Linked DNA regions of Homo sapiens: region 2 is linked to region 1. A link is an interaction called in ENCODE POLR2A ChIA-PET data of the cell type or tissue named here. Cell type or tissue: MCF 10A. All regions are shown on one strand. Each heading gives the region's core, and the rest is flanking DNA. Links, peaks and the distances in the headings are about the cores only. Region 1 overlaps ZNRF1 (zinc and ring finger 1). Region 2 overlaps ZNRF1 (zinc and ring finger 1).

The links. Peaks named below come from ENCODE experiments on the same cell type or tissue, not always from the same donor. Only the 100,000 strongest peaks of a DNase experiment are listed, where the experiment ranks them.
Region 2: POLR2A ChIA-PET joins it to region 1 with 55 read pairs; 8 of 35 experiments call an interaction of 5 or more read pairs at or near these places.

What each region holds. Positions count from the first base shown.
Region 1 is chr16:75,107,739-75,110,647 of GRCh38, reverse strand. ZNRF1 (zinc and ring finger 1) reads right to left here. Exons shown (of 5, transcript NM_032268.5): 5 at 1-2,909. Among named protein-coding and RNA genes, the nearest start is that of LDHD, 7.6 kb to the left of the region's middle. RefSeq lists enhancers at 1,359-1,438, 1,469-1,618, 2,813-2,909. In MCF 10A, for the core only: no CTCF peak of the experiment used is centred there; a DNase peak (open chromatin) is centred at 1,487.
Region 2 is chr16:75,010,496-75,013,404 of GRCh38, reverse strand. The region is part of intron 1 of ZNRF1 (zinc and ring finger 1); the gene reads right to left. Among named protein-coding and RNA genes, the nearest start is that of ZNRF1, 13 kb to the right of the region's middle. RefSeq lists enhancers at 1,076-1,165, 1,476-1,585. In MCF 10A, for the core only: no CTCF peak of the experiment used is centred there; DNase peaks (open chromatin) are centred at 1,344 and 1,634.

The DNA of each region.
Region 1 (2,909 bases), core at 182-2,681:
ACACTGTTCACTGAAATACCAGCCACTGCAGATTCAACAATGAACATTTTGGCCTTATTTGCTTTGTGTATTTTGGGGGGAACTATTTGGAATTAAATTACACATTTCTTGAAGGCATTCACCTATATAATCCAGCATCTATCTCCTAAGAATGAGGACATTTTCCCATGAACTGCAGTACCGTTAAATGGCTATTAGAGGAATGGTTGGTCTTTGTGAGGGTCTCACGTCCAGGAACCTCATCAAAGTGTGCTAGGCCCTTAGCAGAGAGGGTAGAACCTGCTCGCCGGCTCCCTCACCTTCTCTCCCATCCCAGAAAGGCAGAACAGGGGCAACACAGGATTCTGGAGAGCTGTCCAGATAGAGGATCACAAACATGAGCTCCACCTGGGAAACACAGACAGCCCCAATCCCACCCCCACAACAAGAGCAGGCAACCTGGGTCCAAATTCAGAGGACACCACAGCCGGCAGAGGGCTGCAGCATGCCAGGTAGGACGGAAGTCGCTGGGGGTGGGGATGAGCACCAGCCCCTAGAGCCTGGAATAGCACCCGGCGTGGGCTACAGCCCTGCCCCACCCACCTCACAGCTGCTCGGCTCACCCATGGCACTGCCAAAGCAGCAGGCTTAAGCCGCCAAGGCGGGCACATGAAGCCTCCATTTCCAGGTCCAGGGGTCAGGCAAGGAGATCTCCTTCAGGGCTGGGCCCTGCCTCGCCAGCTTTGCTGGTGGAATTAAATATAGCACAGGGAGACACAGTTGCCAGGCAGAAGCAGGAGGTGCTGTGAATAGAACAGTGCCCTTTGTGGTGACAAAGCTATGGGGAGCCTGCTGTGCATGTGCCAAGACCTGCAGGGCAGCTCCCCCAGCCCCCACAGGGACCTCTGAGCTGCATGGTTTTGTCCCCGCTTCACATGTGAAATATCTGAAGTTCAGATGAAGTCGTTTCCCCAAGATCATTCTGCCAAGTAGGAGAGCCTGAATGCACAGTCTAGAGCCCACGTTCCTGCCACCGACTCACAACAGCCCCAAGGTCTTCACCCCAGACGGGTCCCGCGCTGAGACCCAGGCTCTGAACCACCGAGTCTTCTTTAGTGTTTCTCCGCTGGCCCTGGCTCACGTTTGCCCACTGGCCTGTTGTGAATGCCCTTGCACAGAGTAGGTGCTTCTGGAAGCATCTGATGGAGGGTGACTGCGGAGCCAGGGGCCGTGGCAGCAGGGGGATGGTCCAGCACATCAGGCGGGCCTGAGAAGGGTCAGAGCAGAGAGGCGGTGGAGTCGTCTCCCTCTAGAGCTTTCCTTCGCTGGCTCTGCAGGAGGCTCTGGAATGCTGCTCCGGGAGCCCGCTGGGCACGGGGACACAGGCCAGGCCTGCACTGCTGCTCCCTGCCCCGAGCTGCCTGCCCAGCCCGCATTTTGCCAACTTTTGTGAGCCTGAGCAGTTGGTTCTGGTTCAAGGGCTCTGAGCTGGCACAGCCCCAAACCAGGGCCTCTTCCTGGGCCTCAATGAAGCATGCCCGTGAGTCAGCACTGAGACGCAAACTGAACAACAGGCAGGGCGAGTGGAACGTGGGATGGGGAGCAAAGGCTGGAAGGAGGGGGGCTGGGCCCACACCTGGAAGAACCCACATCCTTGCAGCCTCCGGTGGCTGCAACATCTTGGCCCCTGCAGATCTTTTCAGAGGTCCAGCACAATGACTCCACAGAGGGCTGACTGGTTCCATGATGCTTAAGAGGTTAGGAAGCTTGTAGGAGGCACGCCTGACTTGCCACTCCCTCCACCCAGGCCTGACTATCTGAGGACCAATTCACACACCTGGAGCCCCGAGTAGCAGCCTGAAGGAATGCTAAGGAGGTAGGTGAGGGAGTGGGGGGCAGGCCCTTGCCCCCATTTCTTGATTGTATAACACTTCATTAAAATAAAATCACGCAGTGCCATCTTTTATTAGACATTTTAATACCATATCAAAACACCTTGACTAATGAAGAAAGCTTTTCTCCCAAGCTTTGAACATTTTTTTAAACATTTTATAAGTTTTTTTTTGTATTTTAATATATAAATACAGAAACCTATCTTGCATGGGCTGATGCCACGTGTGAACATCAATGGCTAAAATGTTCTCAAACATAGTGCCTGAAAACAGGGGTAGCTGTACATATTTCTTAGTAAGTCTTTTTTTGTTTAAGTTTTCTGAAAAAAAAAATCCACGAGGGCCTAAGAATAATGTTCAGGCATTTTTGCAGGACACTTGTGATTGTTAAATCCTCTGAACTGACCGGAACCAGGAGGAAAGAAGGGAAAAGAGATGGGATCAGTAGGAAGAAAGTTCTCAATGGGTTGTTTTTTGGCAATGAAGTCAAGATATTAGGGTCTCAAGGGGAGAAAAGAGCAAAAAACCAGCCAGAAAAATAGAGGGAAAAAACCAAACAAACCCAAAGTAGAGAAGTTGGTGGTGGAGAGGGCCAGTTGGGGCAGGGGAAGAGACCGTGTGCTCGCCCGCCGTCAGAAGGCTGGCAGCGAGGCCTTAGCTGTGTTCGTCTGTCACTGAGTGGGTTATGGCTGGGCAGCAAACAGCAAGCTGTAAACATCACGAGGGAAAACACCAGTCGACACTAGACTTTTTTTTTATATAATTTTTTTTTGTAAACACTTTAAAGACAGACCCACAATGCCTTTCAAAGATGAAAAAGAAAATGCCCTTTCCCTCCTGGGCTGAGGGGTGAGGGGAAGGATAGCAGTTGATTCATTCTTCTCTCAAACTTGCTCTCATCCAATTTGGTGTCCTCAGGGAGGAAGGGAGAACCATGATCTGGAAGTCAGTGCAGAAGGGGTGCCCTGTTCCCGCTGGTGTCCCAAGCTCAGCTCTGCCCCAGGGTCCGGTGAGCCTCCTCCCTGGAGCAGGGGCGCT
Region 2 (2,909 bases), core at 248-2,747, 97 kb after region 1:
ACTGCACTCCAGCCTGGCGACAGAGTGAGACTCCATCTCGGAAAAAAAAAAAAAATTGAATGGACAGAAAAAGTAAGAGTCAGGGCTCCAGGCTGGAACTCATGATAAGACTTACCCTGTGGGCCCTCAAGTAAAGAGACAGAGAAGTAATTCTTACTCCTTTATAAAGGTGATCATCACTTTTCTCTGTGTTCTGAACTCCTTAGGCAAAAGATACTTTATAATTACTTGTATGCTGTCATATGAAAGTGTTGAACCTCTACTATATAACCTAAGAAAAATTGGTCCTTTCTGAACAGAGGTTCCTAATTGCTTTTTCCTTGTTTGAAGGAGTTAAAAGTCATTGTTGAAGGATGTATCTCTAATCCTACAGAACTGATGCCTTCAAGAAAACTCACTCCCACAATTCTCTCTCCTGGTTCCATGCCTGTGCCCTTTATTATGTTTTGCTGGCTCTTATGCATCAAATGCTCACTTCCTGTTTCCCCTTTATTGAGCTCTGGAGACCTGGAACCGGTAACAGGCTTTGAAGAAAAGTACAAAGCCAGGAAAACACAGAAGACAGGCCATGACTCTCCAAAGGAAAGCAAATCTTAACACATTTCTAATAACCGTTCAGCCCTTCCCGTCTGTAGCTTATGTAAGATAGTGGTTCAGACATGAGTCCCGAGAAACTGTAAATAATGAAGTTGAAAACAGCTAAAACTCACGCTAGGTTGGCAGAAAAGTTTAAGACAGGCAACTGAGATTTGATATCATAATTCTGGCTTGTTCTAAGCTCTCAGTATCCCTAAATGTTTCATTTTCACTATGCCACAAGGAGGCTGACTGGGTGGCGTCTCCTCTGGGCGCCACTCTAAATGCTTTAGACCTAAAATCTTAGAAGAGCACAGACGACCTTATATGAATCCACTTTTTGTAAAGTGTGCCATGATCAGTGCCAAGCACCAAGCTGACCATATGGAAAAGGGGGGCACAGACAGTAAGGAAATTCCCCATGACCTCTAGATTCTCATCATTAGGTCCACAGCCATCCTTTAATCCAGAAAGCTGATGTTCTGCCTATAAATGGCTTCTGGCTCTCTAACCCAAGGCCTCCTTCCATCTCATGATCCTTTTACACTACAACGGTGTTTTAATTGAAACTCCAGTCTCACTGGTCATGCTACTGCAGCAATTCACTGAGCACAGGCTTCTCTGTTCTATTCTGCTGTCCTGCACTTTGAATTCAGGGCTTGGTGTCAGCATGGAAAGCACCAGCGTTCTGATATGGCAGCCTTTGGTTATGTTCCCCTCAAGGGATTTATCATCCACAACCTACTCAAATCCCTCCCCCAACAGCTACCAAAAATTCCCCTGGTGAGAAATGCTATTATGAGAAGGGGTGGTGGCTGCTTTATGACTCACACTGTTTCATTAAAAAGATTTTTTTTTCAAACAAATTTTCAGTAGAGGAATCCAAAGGTTTTCCAAAGCCACAGCAAAACAGAACAGCTCATAATACTATTTCTCAAAGGTCTGCCACTTCATAGGAGATTCCTATACCTCAAAAAACTGGAGACATTTAGATTCACTATCCTTTTGTGCTGCCCTTGGCCTCTGGGTTGAGGAAGCAAGTAGGAAATGGATCAATTAAACACAGCCAACATGACTGGGCTCGTCAGATATTAAGATGGATGGCAGCTAGCTTGCAAGTCAGCCCTTATCACAGGTCTTAAGACTTGCTTATAGCTTTCCAGGGCACTGGCTGCAATGGCATGAATGTTTCAGTCATAGCTAACCAGAGTTGAGGAAATCTAATAATATAGGATGTACATGGGTATTTAGGAACACTTGTTATAGCAGCAGGCAGAGCTATAAAAAAGTGTCTTTGGCCAGGCATGGTGGCGTGTGCCCACAGTCCCAGCTACTCAGGAGGCTAGGGTAGGAGGATGTCTTAAGCCCAGGAGTTCATGTCCAGCCTGGGCAACATAGTGAGACCTTGTCTCTGAAAAAAAGTTTGTTTTTAGTTAAAAAATAAAAGTTTCTTCGAAAAGCTGACTTAAATGCTGTTATACTTTTGATATTAAATGGTTACACCATTTAGATCATTTACACAATCTAAATGGACTAGAACAATATTACAGAAAACTAATTTGTTAGGTTGGAATCCCAAGGGCTCCCTCAAATCCTTGTAGGATTCCCAGAATACTCAGGCAGGCAGCAGGATAAAAGAATCTTAATGGCTCTCTCCAAAAAAGGCACCTTCTCCACAGGGAAAAGGTTATTTAAGATGGAAACAAAATGAAAAGATCTCCAAAAAGCTAAGAAGTATGTGCAAAATGACCACGTCAGATGAGGCCTGTGATCTTAGGTTCTCCTACCTCTGTTCCTGAATCCAGGTTAAAGCTTCTCCCAGCTGGGCATGGTGGCTCACGCCTGCAATCCCAGCACTCTGGGAGGCCAAGGTGGGCGGATCACTTGAGGTCAGGAGTTCAAGACCAGCCTGGCCAATTGGCGAAACCCCATCTCTACTAAAAGTACAAAATTAGCCGGCTGTGGTGGCACATGCCTGTAATTCCAGCTACTTGGGAGGCTGAAGCAAGAGAATTGCTTGAGCCCAGGAGGCAGAGGTTGCAGTGAGTGGAGATCATGCCACTGCACTCCAGCCTGGTGACAGAGCGAGACTCCTCAAAAAAAAAAAAACAAAAAAACAAAAAAAAACAGTACAGTACAGAGGTGACTAATTTCAGAACAACTCTTTATGAAGTATGGATTAATTACTTTTCAGAGGGCTCAAGCTACTACCAACAAGAAAGTTGGAGCACTCCTATGACAAGTCTGATTCACCAAGACCAAGATGAGAGACCATACATACCTAAATACGAAGTGAAATTTCTCCAAAAATTATCCTTCTGAAAGTAAGGCAC